Linked DNA regions of Homo sapiens: region 2 is linked to region 1. The links are chromatin contacts, found by Hi-C or POLR2A ChIA-PET in ENCODE. All regions are on one chromosome and are shown on one strand. The core of a region is the stretch at or near the end of the contact, and the rest is flanking DNA. Distances in the headings are between cores, read along the strand shown.

The links. Hi-C counts contacts between places; a loop is a spot of excess contacts on that map. ChIA-PET counts read pairs that join two places held with the same protein, here RNA polymerase II (POLR2A). Pooled maps may share reads with other maps.
Region 2: a loop to region 1 is called in a map of Right ventricle myocardium inferior, with 2.1 times the contacts of the local background. The contact joins the promoter of PDE7B-AS1 here to the enhancer-like site in region 1. A Hi-C loop is called at or near these places in 4 of 168 maps with a recorded cell type or tissue (Calu3, Right ventricle myocardium inferior, endothelial cell of umbilical vein and 1 more) and 2 of 50 pooled maps. POLR2A ChIA-PET finds 5 or more read pairs at or near these places in 4 of 52 experiments (AG04450, CD8-positive, alpha-beta T cell, activated CD4-positive, alpha-beta T cell and 1 more).

Annotation. Positions count from the first base shown.
Region 1 is chr6:136,035,022-136,042,618 of GRCh38, reverse strand. All of the region lies in intron 2 of PDE7B (phosphodiesterase 7B), which reads right to left. Among named protein-coding and RNA genes, the nearest start is that of PDE7B-AS1, 34 kb to the left of the region's middle. RefSeq lists enhancers at 3,814-4,314, 4,315-4,815. Within about 2 kb of position 4,343, at least 11 of the 41 ENCODE cell types and tissues checked have a DNase peak (open chromatin) inside an H3K27ac peak, as active enhancers do; they include endothelial cell of umbilical vein and psoas muscle, where a contact is called at or near this core.
Region 2 is chr6:136,068,446-136,076,042 of GRCh38, reverse strand. PDE7B-AS1 (PDE7B antisense RNA 1) reads left to right here and starts at 3,216. Exons shown (of 4, transcript NR_149042.1): 1 at 3,216-3,494; 2 at 4,748-4,848; 3 at 5,712-5,819. All of the region lies in intron 2 of PDE7B (phosphodiesterase 7B), which reads right to left.

The sequences.
Region 1 (7,597 bases), core at 3,094-5,593:
TTTGTATTCTCCTTGAAAGGCAGGAGACGTTACAATGGCTATGGGGAAGATGAGTTTCTTTCTTTGAGCGATTTGTGTGTATTTATATTTTCCTAGAACCAAAGCTTATTGAAATGGGAACGAGCTTAATAAATAAGTAAACTATAATGCAAAATTTAGACCAGAGACACCGAAATGAAAGGTAAGTTTCCCAGTTGCAGAGTTTGCGGTTATTTGGTTGAATTCCAAAATCTAATTATTTATTCAACTAAGAACAAGTCCTGCTAAGGGATATCTAGTCTTAAACAGGTTGCTGACTAGAATTATAATTAGCATCATATTTGTCCTCACAGCATCTGAGAAGCTACTTAATTATTTTCTATCCTCATCCTTCTCCCCACTCCCCACATGGGTGCATGCTGTCACTGCAATGGTGTAAGCTGACTTTCTATTGATAACAGTTGGGGATCTTTCCTTGGATATTTGCAGTATTTGAAGCTTGGATATAAGACTAAAGCCCACAGAATAAGTAGAAAATGTATACGAGACACAATCCTTTGACTTGTTCTGCATGGTAATACTATTTTTCTGGTTTGACCAAGGTTTATATCACATCATGAGTTCTCATTTTGCCCCATCTACATGTAATCAATAAAGCCATGTCTTGGTTTAAATTTAAATTTCTATTACCCAGCATGTACCCTGACCACATGAGTTCTGTGGACCAGAGTTGGGCAATCGAAATGCTGGTCTGGTTCTGATACAGTTTCAGTGTGTGATCCCGGATGCCTTATTGAGTCTCTCTGAACTATTTACCTCATCTCCAAAATACAGGGGTTAACTAGATAATTAGATAATTCCTTTGTTTGCTTCATAAAGGGAAAAAGATGTGAGTATTAACACAATTAAATAATTGGGTACAGTTCAAAGAACAGAGTTGACACTTGGACCTCAAGCATGCTGATAACTTCCAGAGCCCCTTGCTAGGGTGAACAGTGCCTTGGCCAATGCCCAGCTTTGGGGGCACTCCCAGATGCACAGATCTAACATGTGAAGGTGACAAGCTCCTCTTCCTTCCTTCTATCATCTCCCATTCCCTCCTACAGTCTATTGCTTTGGACAGCCACCCAACAGTCGGCAGAGCATGCCAGTCTGAAGATGGTGGAAGACGTTTCTATGTATCACCTTCTCTCTGGCACTCCCCCACTTTCTCCAGGGGACTGTTCTTTCCATTCCATACTCCTAATTCAGCGTATTTCACCTTAAAATCTCTCACGAACACATATTTATGTTCCCATATTTTTTTTATTCTCTCCTTTTATTACCTTAGCCAAATCTCAGAACATTTTTCTACTTCACTTGTGAGAAACAAAGTTCCAGTCTTGTTGAAGAAGGGTGCGTAAAAATAATGATGCCCTTTGCTAAGGAAAAGAAACACTGGGACTTTTAAGGTTCCATTAAACACATTAAGAGCCAATGACACCATCTTTAAAGTCCTCTAAAGTAACTGTTGGTTCGATTCAGAATTTCTGCAATTTCATGGTTTAAAAAAAGTTAAATCAATTCATTACCACAAGCAGTCAAAATATACACAGAATGTTATAACATTTAATTTTCCTGTTTTTAGTTACTAGCACAGCAAAAATATGTGTGCTATAAATGTAAAATGTTAAGTAACTACAGGTAAAGATAGCAAAGAGGAGGGAATAGATTACCACTGGGGGAGACGGGAGGCCGCTGGAGATCAGGAAAGGCATTTTAAAGAGAGAGATGCTTGACCTGGGCTTTGTTGTTTGAATAGAAAATTTTCAGTTGACTGAGCCAAGGAAGAAACATTTCAAGCATAAAGCAAGGCTCACCTGATGCATAGTCAGTTGCTTAAAAGGATTATGAAAGTATAAATTGAGGAGACTGAGGCAAGGATGAAATGACAGAGAGAGAGAGCGAGGGAGCACCGTGTCTTGCTGTTTTTTGAAGAGCTGTCTATCATAAACCTCTGCCTCTGTGCAGGAACTGAAAACAGCTTAAATCACCACTTTCTAAAAACAAACAAAAAAATGCCAGAAGTTTTGAAATAGTCTGTAAGTGTTCCTGAGGGCCCCATTGTTGTGCTGCTGTGGTGAAAATGATGCAGCTGAAGACACCTGATGCTCAGAGGAAATGCAGCATCAGGAATAGGATGAGTAAGGAAGAAGGTAAGAGACAGTTTGGAAAGTGAAGCCACTCATCTTTGGGGTTGCATCCTATGACCTGCTGCTGCATAGATGGATGATGATGAAAAGGTTTTATGCCCATTCCAGTAAGGATGAGCCCTCATCTCCCTGAGAGTGAGGAGGCACAGGAGGAAGAACAGGAGGCAAACACACATCCTTTGGAAAGGTGTTATAAAGCCTGTCTCCACACAGGCAGGCAACCTCAACAGCAGACCAGGGTGCAGCTTCCCTGGGAATCCAAGTGGCTTCAGAGACAGTTTCCACTGAATGTGAGGCAGTGGTAGAGAGGTATAGTAAGACTCAACAAGCTCTGCTTCATCATGTCCAGAAAAGTGTGCCTTTTAAGTAATAAGAAGCTACAGGAGTTCTGCTTTTTCTCCAGAGTATTGCTTTTTCAGGAATTAGATGTTCACTAATATAGAACATAAATAATAATGTACACCTATCTCCACAGACATGCTAACAACTATTGAATTAGATAGTTTTATCAAAGGGTGCAGTTTGTAATATGAATTTTAATCATTTAATTGACTGAAACAAACCTAAAGTGCTAAGAGTTGAAGTGTCAGAGTAAAATTTTCTGCCCAGGTGGGTTTTTCCATTTTTCTTACCCTACTCACATGCAACACTGGTTTAGCGTTACCTCATTTCATCTGACCAAGACCCATCTCCCTGGGCATCCTTCTCCCAATTGCCACATAAACCTCAGTTTTATTCGTTTCCCTCACTTTCCTATGTACTCAAGGACTCATTGTTTACTGGAGACCAACCCTGTTTTTTTCTCCCTTTTAAATCTTTTCTTTTCCCAGAGTATTAACTTCTTAATAATATTCTTTACAGATTATTAAGTCATAACTTAAAAAAAGTTCCTGGCATAAATCATTAAAATCAAAACTAGCCAGATTTTTATTTCCTACTCTGTTTCCACGAGAAAGGGAGAGGTAATTTTTGATGTATCTTTTCCATCTACCCCATCCCTCACCGCCAATGGCACGCCAGGATTCCACTGCATAGGCCTAGCCAAGACTTCAGATGCATAAACACACACTCATGTTCTTTCTTCTGAAGTGAACCCACCACTTTCCAAATATCTAGCAACATATTCCTCAAAGAAAGAGAGTGCCCTGTAGTCAGCTGTGGCTTTCTTAGTTTACGAAGCCCCTTGGGATCCTTCCCAGGCATGCTGGGTGTCTTGGTGGTGGTTGTATCCACTGTCAGAAACACAGTGAAGTTCTCCACAACCGTCCCAAACACAGCACATTCTTATGACAAGACAAAGTCCCTGGGAATCATTATTTCCACATTTGTGAGTGAGTTGATATCAATAAAGGTGTTTATATTGCTGACATTTGCCAAAGGGGAAACCAAGTCAAGAAAGTTTACCAACTTGCCCAGGACATAAAAAGCTTGCATGCCAAACTCAGTGCTGGGAACATAATACATGCTGTAAATGGCATAGTTAAAAATTGGAAAATGTATTTTACTTTATAGAAAGAATGATAAAAAGCCACCCAAGGAGAATATTCTCCTAGGGATATCTCTAACTTGTTGACAAGAAATGTTAGAGTCAGGATGGCCATTAAAGAGCATCCAATTCCACCCCCTCCTTGGTGGGGACTGAAACTCAGGAAATTTGGCTTGTGCAAGCCCAAAGGGCAAGCATTTGTCAAGCTGAGTCCAGGACCCAGGTTTCTTGATTTCCAGTCAAATGCTCCTCCTACTAAATCACTCTTAATTTCAAGATGCATTTCTATCATACAGCAGACATTTGGAAGTCACAGCCCTCAGACCTGATGCTACACAGTTCATTTTCCTCCCTATGGCTTGGACTCTACAAAGAAAGGGAGTTAGTTATCAGACTTGGTCCTGTGACCTATTACACCCCATGGTCAATTTACCTGGAAAGCTGCGGAGAGCATCTTCATTGTCCAGAATGCCTCTCTGTTTGGTCGCCTGCAGCTCACTTTTGGATTTCCAAACCAGCTTTACCATCCTGATCATCTCTGGCAAGTCCCAGGGCAGCGGCCCCTGCTGGCACCCCGGCCGGCTTCCCGGGGAGGAGGGCAGCACACCTTCTGGGCCTGTCCACCTCCTGCCTAGCTCTGCTGGGTGGAAATATCGCTCTAGCACAGGCATTCTGTCTTGTGCCCCAGAAGAGGAGGTAGTGGTGGTGGTGGTGCTGCTGCTGCTGCTGCTGTTGCTGCTGCTGCTGTTTCTGCTTCTGCTGCTGCTGCTGCTGCTACCACAGGGGAAATTCTTCCCAGGCAGGGAAAAGCGAACCCCCGTAAGATCCTCTCCAGCTTCGGAAAGACAAGCCTCCTCCAGCCTGGCACAACCTCCCTGTCTCTTCAGGCCCTCCACAAACACTGCCGACGAGAGCGATTCACTTCCCTAGGTTTCTCTCTGGTGAGAAACTGTTACTGTACTCCTTCCTTAGAGATAGAATGCATTTTTTTTCCCCTCCTCTCTCTGGCACTGAGTTCACAGCACTTAATTAATCCCAGGCTACAGCTGGAACGACAGCAGGGAGAAAAAAAAAAGCCATCGAGGTTCTAGCATTTGCTTTTCCTCTTCTTTCTTCTGATTTATTTGTTCTCAATTCTCTTTTGGTGCTTGTCAAAGTTTGTTGACTCTTAGCTCTTTGTCGGCTTAGCTCTTAAGGACTTCAGGCAAAGAAGCGGGGCTTCCCCTTTGCTAACCTCACAGAGGGGCTCCCCCCTTGCTGGAGGCCAGTTATCTGGAGGTGTCAGGTGAGGAGTCACCCCTGTGGTACAGGCTCAGGCCTGCAAGCCCCAAGGAGTTCTCAAAAAAACAGAGGAAGCTGAGAGTCTGCAGAGCCAATCTGCAGCTGCTTCTCTCTGGAGGGCCTGATGGGGGTTGGGGGGCACCTTGCCCAGTCACCAAGACCAGTGCTGGGATGGGCTTGGTTGATCCTCAGTGCCTCAGTTTGATCACTCTCGCTCCTTCTCCACATCCCTCCCCCTTGTGTCATTTGGTTCTCGGCAAACCTATCTGGGTTATGACCTATTAGTCAAATCCCTTCATAACCTCAGCTGCCCTTCAGCTGGAAGGGAAATAACATTGAATCACATTCCACAGTTAACTCCGAAAGATGCGAATTCGGGAAGCATCAAGATCCTCATGCGTATGGGCAGTGGCCTGCATAGCCTGGATATGTGGCTCAGGCTCATTCAAAACCCATTTTCAAAGGAACAAGCATTTTAAAGGATGTTCACAGGGGACATAAATGGCAATGAAAGAAAGAAAAGAATGTTAACAATTCACCTTCTGGAGGGAGAGCACTGTTGATTTATTATGTGGGCCACTGACTACTGTGTCCCCGACCTGAGAGTGGTTGAATCGAGGGCAACATCAACTGTGGGCCATGCCTCTTGTTCCTAGTCTCAGAGATGGAGGCGCTAACCCTGAAAGTAAGAACCAATTCAACAAAAGGCGATGCCCCCTGTAGCTTATGTGAAAGGCCTTGGACAGAAACGAAAGTAGGGTAGTTTTGTATTTGGCACTTTTGCCAGCAAATTGGGTTTGTAGGAACAATTTGAACTTGCACATTCAAGTGAATAGCCCCTGTTTTCTTGGAGAACATTGTAACAATCCCATCTTCCTCTCTTCACGTCTCCACATTGCAAAGTGCTTTATTTTGCTTGGCATGCCATTTTGCTGGTGTATAATCTGTTGCTTCTGCTCTACATTCCTTTCAAGGCTGGTTTATCACACAATTATTTGATATTTCTTCATGGGAGAGAGGAGGAAACTTGGGGAAGAGGAGAAAGATCGTTGTAGAGTGTGTTTTATTTTCATTACTCCCACCTCATTTCTTTTTAAAGTTGAAACCAGCAAAGACAACTGTAATTTTATTGTTGTTTTATTATTTCTCTAAATCCATGGTTAATAAGTTTAGTTTTCCATACTGGATTAAGTGAATTTTCTTTTTTCTGGATGGAAAAGCATACTGGCAAACCTACTCTCCTTCCTAACAGGTGAAGAAGGGGCAAGAGGGTATAAAACAATAATAAAGACATTGAAGACACTGCTTTTGGTGAATTTTGTTATGAAAATATTGATCTAGCAGCTCTTTCTATAACAACCAGATATACATACAACACAATTAGGGAATAATCAGCGGTCTACTTGATTAGAAAGATGTGCCCTTCCTTTTTCCCTCTCTGATAAGAGATGAAAGGATTTCACCATCAGTTCAACACTTCCACCACTTTGACAGCCCGTCCAGTCCTTATCTTACCCTTCCATCAGGCTGGGGGCATCAAGACTCTCTAGGATTGAGATGATTTTATTTAATAATCACATGTAGACTGTTTGCTTTATTATCATATTTCCTGAATAATGTCTTAAACTCACTCCTCAGTCACAAACTTCCTTGACATAACAACTGAAGAGTTTCCTAAGTGTTTGACTATTTTTATTTTTGTTCAGTTATTTTGCAATAGTACTTAGCATCAGGATATCCTGACCCTTGGAACAAAGGGGTTAAGAACAAAGAAAACAAATATGTGATATCATATATCACATACACTAATGTACTAAGAACACAACACTTCATTGTTCATTTCTTCAAGAATGACTTTTTAAAAAAAATCCAAGGATATACATTTCCATTGTATCCTCTGTACTATTTTATCTAGTTCCTTGTAAAAATATCTTAGAGAAATTACAAAATGTTGGATCACTGAGCACGAATACTTCCTAGTGGAGATGAGTCAGGGCCAAGCCATCACCATTTCACATTTTCATTCCCAAGGAGGAACCTACTTCATTTGAAGGTTTGAAACCTGGAAATATTTGCACAATTTAAAAAAAGTTCCCCCAATATGGGATTATTTTCATCCTGGAGTATAAGGGCAAAAATACCACAAGAAAGGTCATTCTCATGGTATTTCTGGCTCACATAGAAACAGGAAGTACAGGAAATCTTGCGAGAAAGCTTGGCTCGGAAATTTTTGGCTCAACTGCAGGTTCAAGAGATTGGGACAAACTGATGCGAGGCTAGTACTTGCTGGACTAAAACCTCTCTACCATGTGAATTATCTGAAAGGTGGTTTTGTTACATTTCGTAGCTAACATCTCATAGGCTGGGATCTCTTTTGTTTTTCAGATAGTTACTTTAGAAGAACATGCCTGTAAACCTATAATTTTCACTACTCAGTGGACATCATTCATCTTGATATGGTATCTGCAGCCAGAAGTTTGGATCACTGAGGGTGGGGAAAGGGTGGGGTTGTTATGTGATCAAAGGAATCATGGAACAGAGAAGACCCATCTAGGTAACTTGTGAGGATTCTTACACATGTTAATATCAGTAATTAATGGGTTGCAGACAGGACATTTTAAGATAGATTTTCAAAATAACCAAGTTCTTTTTCAGGCAT
Region 2 (7,597 bases), core at 1,967-4,466, 35 kb before region 1:
ATTCTTGTGAGTTCATTCATTTTTTACTGTTATTCTATCAAAGGCTTTGGGGTAAGCAGGTATATTCAACCTACCACATTTATCTGCCGTATAAAAAATGGAGACAAAACATGTCATCCCTGCAAAGATGTAGAAGTCAAGTCACAGAAAATGAGATACATAATCAAGATCCTAGGTAAAGGAGTAATGTCGTTAGGGCTAGATTTTGCTTTCTGTGCCTTGACTAGCCGTACCTCCTCTTGAGGCATTGTTCTGTAAGGACTTGTTATGTAACCCAGGTCGTTCTTCTTAGCAGTGAGTACCCTTTTCAGGGATCACTCAAATAAGAGGGACTCCAAGAAGAAGGAAAGAATAAAAGGGAAGGGGAAACAAGGGAGAAGAGATGGCCATGAAACAGTATGCATTGAAGGCACTCTGAATTGCAATATGCAACCACACTTCACCCAGAACTAAGTTTTTAAATGATAAAGCAGTGCCAGGGCAAATTAGAGCACACAAACCCCCTACAGCTGAGGTAGACAATGGGACAGCTAGGATCCTTGGTATCAAGTGTGGGAGACTGAGGAGCATCATATTCCTGAGTGTGTTCCAGCGATTGTGCTATTTCTACAACATCTCATTCATTACGTACAAAGAGAAGTCATCAACAGCTCCAAGGAATACAGTTCAGCATGTTTTCCTTTTTGTGAGAATCTGCAGTGGGTTGGGGACGCTTTGCCTAGCACTTTGAAATCTTAGTACATTAGTAATAATTTATATAGTATTAGAGCTGTCAGAGAACATCAAGATAATTTTCAGATGCCCCTTTTTCCTTTAATGCTTTGAAATATTTGAGTCTACAATTGTCTGAAATATGCTCTTGCTATGTCAGAAGGAAAGCACCCAAGAGAAGACAGTAGGTAAAGCACCCAGAAAGACAGACTGAGACGGTGGCTTGAGAACACTTTATTCATTAACAAAAATCTTGATTAATTTTGTGAATTTGTTTCAGAAGTTTTTCCTTACTAGAGGAAACAATTGAATGATCTTGCATAGAGAAAAGAAATCCAGATTCCCTTAAATTATTTTTTGTACCATATGATGCAGAAATTTCACTTCTAGGTATATATTCAGAAGAAAAGAAATCAGTATATTGAAAAGCTCCCTGCACTCCCATGTGCACAGCAGCACTATTCACAACAGCCAAGATACGGAAGCAACTTAAGAGTTCACCAGCAGATGAATGGATAAAGAAAATGTGGGACACATACACAATGGAGTACTATTCAGCCATAAAAAAGAATGAGATCCAGTCATTTGCAACAATATGGATTCACTCGGAGGTCGTTAGATTAAATGAAGTAAGCTAGGCACAGAAAGATCAACTTTATATATTCTCACCTATTTGTCAGTGCTAAAAATGAAGCAATTGAGCTCATGGAGATAGGGAGTAGAATGATGGTTACCAAATGCTGGGAAGTGTAGTGGGAAGGAGGAATGGTTAATTGGTACAAAAATATAATTAGATAGAGTGAATAAGATCTAGTATTTGATAGCACAATAGGGTGACTTCAGTCAACAAAATTTATCACACATTTAAAAATAACTTAAAAAGTATAATTGGATTGCTTGTAACACAAAGAAAGAAATAAATGCTTGATGTGATAGATATCCCATTTACCTTGATGCGATTATGATGCATTGTATGCCTGTATCAAAATATCTCATGTACCCATAAATATATACCCTTACTATGTGCCCACAAAAATTAAAAATTAAAAAACCCTTAAACAACAAAAAAACCCCAAATCCCCCCCGCCTTTTTTTTTTTTTGAGACAAGGTCTCTCTGTCACCCAGGATAGAGTGCAGTGGTGCGATCTTGGCTCACTGCAACATCCACCTCCTGGGTTCAAATGATTCTTTTACCTCAGGTAATTCTTTTACCCAAGTAGCTGGGATTACAGGTGTGTGCCACCGTGCCCAGTTCATTTTTTTGTATTTTTAGTACAGACAGGGTTTCACCATGTTGGCCAGGCTGGCCAAATTCCTTTTTGTCATAGGAACGAGATAGGCATAAATTCTCCACGAAGGAATTATTTCTATTGGAAAGAATATGGGAACTAAATTTTTTTATTTGCTTCAGATATGGGACTTTTGGTGAAATTTCAGTTTTCTGCGCATTGTACTTTCACAACAAGTTTTTAGAAATCACGCTGAAATTCTCAACTGAGAGATACGTATCATGATCAACCTTTGCCACTTATACTCTGATACATGTGGTGGTGTATTTCCAGATTTTTACTATGTGTGGCTGTAAAAATGCTGTTATGGGCTAGAGTGTGTCCCCTGCCAAATTCGTATGTTAAAATCCTAACCCAAGCACCTCAGAATGTGACCTATATGGAGATGGGGTCTTTTAAAAGGCAGTTAAGTTAGATGAGGCCACTGGAGTAGGCCCTAATCCATTATGACTAGTGCACTTGTATGAAGAGAAAATTAGGACACAGGCCCAGAGGGAAGACCATAGAAGTGACATCTACAAGCCGAGGGGAGAGGCCTCAGAAGAAACCAACTCCACAGATGCCTTGATCCTGGACTTTCAGCCTGTAAGACTGTGAGAAAATCAGTTTCTGTTGTTTAAGCCATTGAGTTTATGGTGCTGTGTTATGACAGCCTTAGCTGATTAAGACATATGCCCGTAATTTTATGACTCAGTAAAGAAAATATTCACTTTTACTTAATTAACCCAATCATGTTCTTTACACACAAAGAAGGAGTCTTTCAGATCTGTTACCCCAGGACCTGTCACAATGCATGGCGTACGGAGGCACTCTGTGCACACGTTGAGTTTATGGACTGTCCCTGAATGTCATTCAGATGGAGGACTTTGCTTGTGGCCCTAGTTGTGTGATATGAACAGACTTCAGCATGGCCATCCCTGCCGACGCCACCATCTCAGATATTCCATCAATGCTCCTTAGCCCCGAGAGCAGGCCAAAAAGACAAAGAACATGGTCTCCAAGCGGCCCAGCCCCAAGCAACACAACTCCCTGGGGTTTCTCCAAAAAGAGAAGGGTGCGTTGAGTGGCTCTTAGCTGTTCCTACCAGGATATACAGGTGAGCCAAGAAAAACCACATGGCTAGCTTTATCAGGAGCTGCTGACAGGCCTGAAAGATCCAAAACGGACACCTGACCCATGTGACTGTTGTCAGAACACTATCCACCATGGCAACCAGGCCAGTTTCCATCGCACATGTGTCCCGCAGCTCCACCGAAAAGGATCAAGAAAGTCAGGATTCTAAATACCAACAGCATCACTCTGTCAAAACCACCCTTGCAACCTTTCTCAGAAAAGGAAATGTAATGACAAGATGAAAGTTAGCCAGAACGGCCATGTCCAGAAAAGCTCTCAGTAGTACAGCCATCTGTCCGAAATACTCTAACCTACAAGGTGGCCACGGTCTCTTCAGAGGGTCATGGAGCTCTGCAAAGCTTGTCTTAAAACTGATTAAGGTAAAATAGTTATTAGAAGACATCTTTTTCTTTCTTAAGATCAATAGAAAAATAAACAGGGCTGGGCAAGGTGGCTTACACCCAGAATCCCAGCACTTTAGTAGGCCAGGGCAGGAGGATCGCTTGAGCCCAGGAGTTCAAGAGCAGCCTGGGCAACACAGCAAGAACTCATCTCTACTTAAAAAACAAAATTAAAGTATCAGCTATGCCATGAGCTATCTAACCAGGTGCCCCTCTCCCACCATTTCCTCTCCCTGTACCCTGTTTAGGTCCTTCACAGAACTTAGGACAATTTCGATTTGTCTTTCTCTCTCCTCGCCTCCCCGCCTATTTATTTTCTGTTTTCCCCATTAAGGGCAGGAACTGTGTTTATTGTATTTGCCATTATATATTCAAGACAAATTATGATGCCTGCTACATAATAAATGCTCAATAAATATTTGTAGAATGACTGACTGAATGAAAAAAATGTTAAAGGGGACTGAGGGAAGAAGCTAAAATATATTTAGTTTTTGTGCTGTGTACCTTTTAAGGCACTGTTGTAGGGTCACCTCATTTAATTCTTAAAACATAATAGATGCTTAATAAATATTTTTAGAATGACTAACTGAAGGAAAAAAATGTTAATGGAAACCAAGGAAAAAAGCTAAAATACATTTACTTGTTACTGCACTGTGTACCTTGTTAGGCATTGTTATATGATCATGTCATTTAATCCTTAAAACATTAGAATGCTGCACTCATTTATTAATTTATTGAGTGGAATCTTGCTCAGTTGCCCAGGCTGGAGTGCAGTGGTGTGATCATAGCTCAGTGAAGCCTCGAACTTTTGGCCTCAAGCGATCCTCCCACCTTAGCCTCCCTAGTAGCTGGGACTACAGGCATGCACCACTACACTTGGCTAGAGTGATATAATTTTAACATAATTTTTCCAGTAAGAAAACTGACATCCAGAGAAGTTTATAATTTCTTGGTGTTTCTGTAATGGTGAAATGAACTATCTCTCTGTTGCCTTTCTAGCACTTTGAAAATAAAATTCTCAATACTTCAGAATTAAACTTATGTATACACACGTGTGTGTGTGTTTCCAGTTTACTTTTCCTCTTGTCCAACCTTTCTGATATGTTAGTGATTCTGAACTTTGTGCAATGCTGAGGTGAAGGCTGAGGTTGGCTACAGAGACGATGGCAGCTGAGCTACAAGGCAGTCTCTGTAATTTTGTTTTCACTGGTTATTTTCAATATATTTATTAGGTTGTTAAACTGAACCATCTTGACTGGCCCCAGCCAAGTTTCTTACAGTGGAAATGGCACATTAACTATGCAGCTGTCATGAGAGAAGTCAGTACTCTTAGGTGAGTGCCTGTAACTGAAATACAGATGGGCAAGTCAAGAGTGGGTCGAAGGTTCAACATGCTCTTTTCCAAACCTCTCTGGTTTGGAAATCTAACTCGAAACCTCCTGGAGTCAAGGCTTCTGATGAGATTCCTGGAGCTTCTTGGTCCAGGCGTGGGTTTGGAATACTTGGGAAAGGGCCGACCACAGGGATCTCAGGGCTCCTCATGCTGGCTCTGTTTGGAAGTGTTGAGCTGCATGAAAAGTAGGGCACTTGATGGGGTGGTGGAGATTTTTCAAAACCTCAACAGGAATTTCAATTGTTCATTTGGACAAGAGTTTGGGTTTGGTTCCTACGTAAGCCCAAGTAGTTTGTTTTATACTGACTTTAGATTTTTTTGATTCAAATCTTTGCTGTTATTATCACGTAAGAAAATCAATCTATTATGGTATTTTAGTTTGGTCATAATAAAAAAGTCAATATGTTGCAAATTATTAACAATACATTTAAAGAATGCCATTCTAAATGAGAGTGTGTTTTCTAGTATCTTAACGTATTAAAAAATTTTCAATGTTTTTTAAATTAAATGAATTAAATCATGAAAGAAGGACTAAAATGCTATTCTATCTGGATCAATGCCATTAACTAACCTTTTAAAATAAAAAAAGCAGATTAGAGAACACTTAATATTTTTTCAACAATATTGTTATTCATGAGACTTGATTATGCTAATATTATTTGAGAATGACATATTATAGTCATATAAAATGTGAAAAATATAGGCCTGAAAGCAAATTGGATGGGTATTTATAAAGATTAATAAATATTCTAACTGGATATCATTGTGAAATTATAAATAATTTGCCTTAATATCATTGACAGATTCTAACCCAAAAGAATTCAAATATATTGGATTTCCTCTCCTGTTCAATTGGAATTCAAGGACTTAATCCACTTTTAATTACACTGTTCCTGTTGTTGCATCAAAAGGTATGTTTATCAACTGGTTTTGAGTTTAAGTAGCTGTTTCTTAAAATTCATTTTAAATCTTCTGTTTTTTTTTTTTTATATAGGCTTTCATACTTTAAGATACAGTGCAGCTGAATACAGTTGAATATAGTTGAGTTGAGCTATTCAACTGATCAGTTCCCTGCAACTTAATATGTATGCTGAGAAAGAGTTGACTCTTGGGGGAATTTCTAATTTTTTGATATTTATCAGTTTAATATACTTAAAGTTTTGGGGTCTTTTGTGCTCATTTGAATTCAGATTTCTGTTTGCATAACACTTTAATGATGACTCGGATTAGAGATAGTTTCATTGATCAATAGACAGAAAAAGAGATTTGCCATCTTTTAAACTGATTCTTTAAGCACTTCATTTACCATTCTGAATTTTTTAACATTAATTTTTGTGATATTTTTACCAAGGCAATTCATCTCTGCTCTATTTTCTGATGAAGATATTGTGATTTTAACAGTAATTTAAAACAAACAAAAATTGAAGATAATTTTTCACACTTTATAACTGTATATTATAGAACTAAGTGTTTAAAAAAGCTGAAAATGACTCATTTAAAAGACCTAGTTTGTTTTAATTGGCTAGATATTAATTTCAAAAATTTAAAATAGGCAATAACTGTATTCTTGAATGCCTTAAAAACTCTGCACATTTATATAATCAAATGCTTTTTAAAGAATATTAGCCTTGCTTTTCTGAGACAGTTTTGAACTGTACAATTTCAAGGACTGAATTGAAGGGGAAACCATTAGGACTTGTTGATGGAGGATGCATTCACTACTGATTATTTTCTAATTCCTCCATGGATTTGATCAGTGTAGCCTCACATGTACATATTTACTTATGCACGTGCTTGTGAATGGTTTAAAGATGATTCACTGCATGCTGAGAGTGTTTTCTCCTCATGATTTGTCCCCGCTTGCTTACTGCTTCCAGCTCCTCAGCCTTTAAAGCAAAAGCACATTTTAAAGTTATTTCAAAATTATTTCTTTCTCCTTTGCTATGGGCAGTGTAAACCCTAAATAAAATTCTAAGCCCCCCAACCAACTGAATTGATCCCTCCTCTGGGCCAAGGGCATTCTAACGTAAACCTGAAACACTAGTTCAGGCTATGAGGGGAAGGGGTGGTTGGACATGCCTCATTATACCTTCCTCCCTTAGGAATTCAGGCACAGGTGACCAGCACTGACATTAAAACAGAGACCTTAAGACTGACAAAACAGATGCTTTGTCGCAATAAGATACTAACATGAGATAGCAGGCCCTGAAAGAAATCGAAGTATTTTACCCCAAAACAGATTGCTTTGACATATATTTGACCCATTCTATGTATTTTTTCTGATCCAGGAGAGAATCAACTAAAGAGTCTGGCACCTTTTAAAGTGTGATTAAGAAACATTTACAATCGATTCTCTCTGAAGCCTGCTACCCAGAGGCTTCATCTGTGTAATAAGAATCTTGAAGGCCGGGCACGGTGGCTCACGCCTGTAATCCCAGCACTTTGGGAGGCCGAGGCGGGTGGATCACAAGGTCAAGAGATTGAGACCATTCTGGCTAACACAGTGAAACCCCGTCTCTACTAAAAACACAAAAAAATTAGCCGGGCGTGGTGGCGGGCGCCTGTAGTCCCAGCTACTCTTGAGGCTGAGGCAGGAGAATGGTGTGAACCCGGGAGGCGGAGCTTGCAGTCAGCCGAGATCGCGCCACTGCACTCCAGCCTGGGAGACAGAGCGAGACTCCGTCTCAAA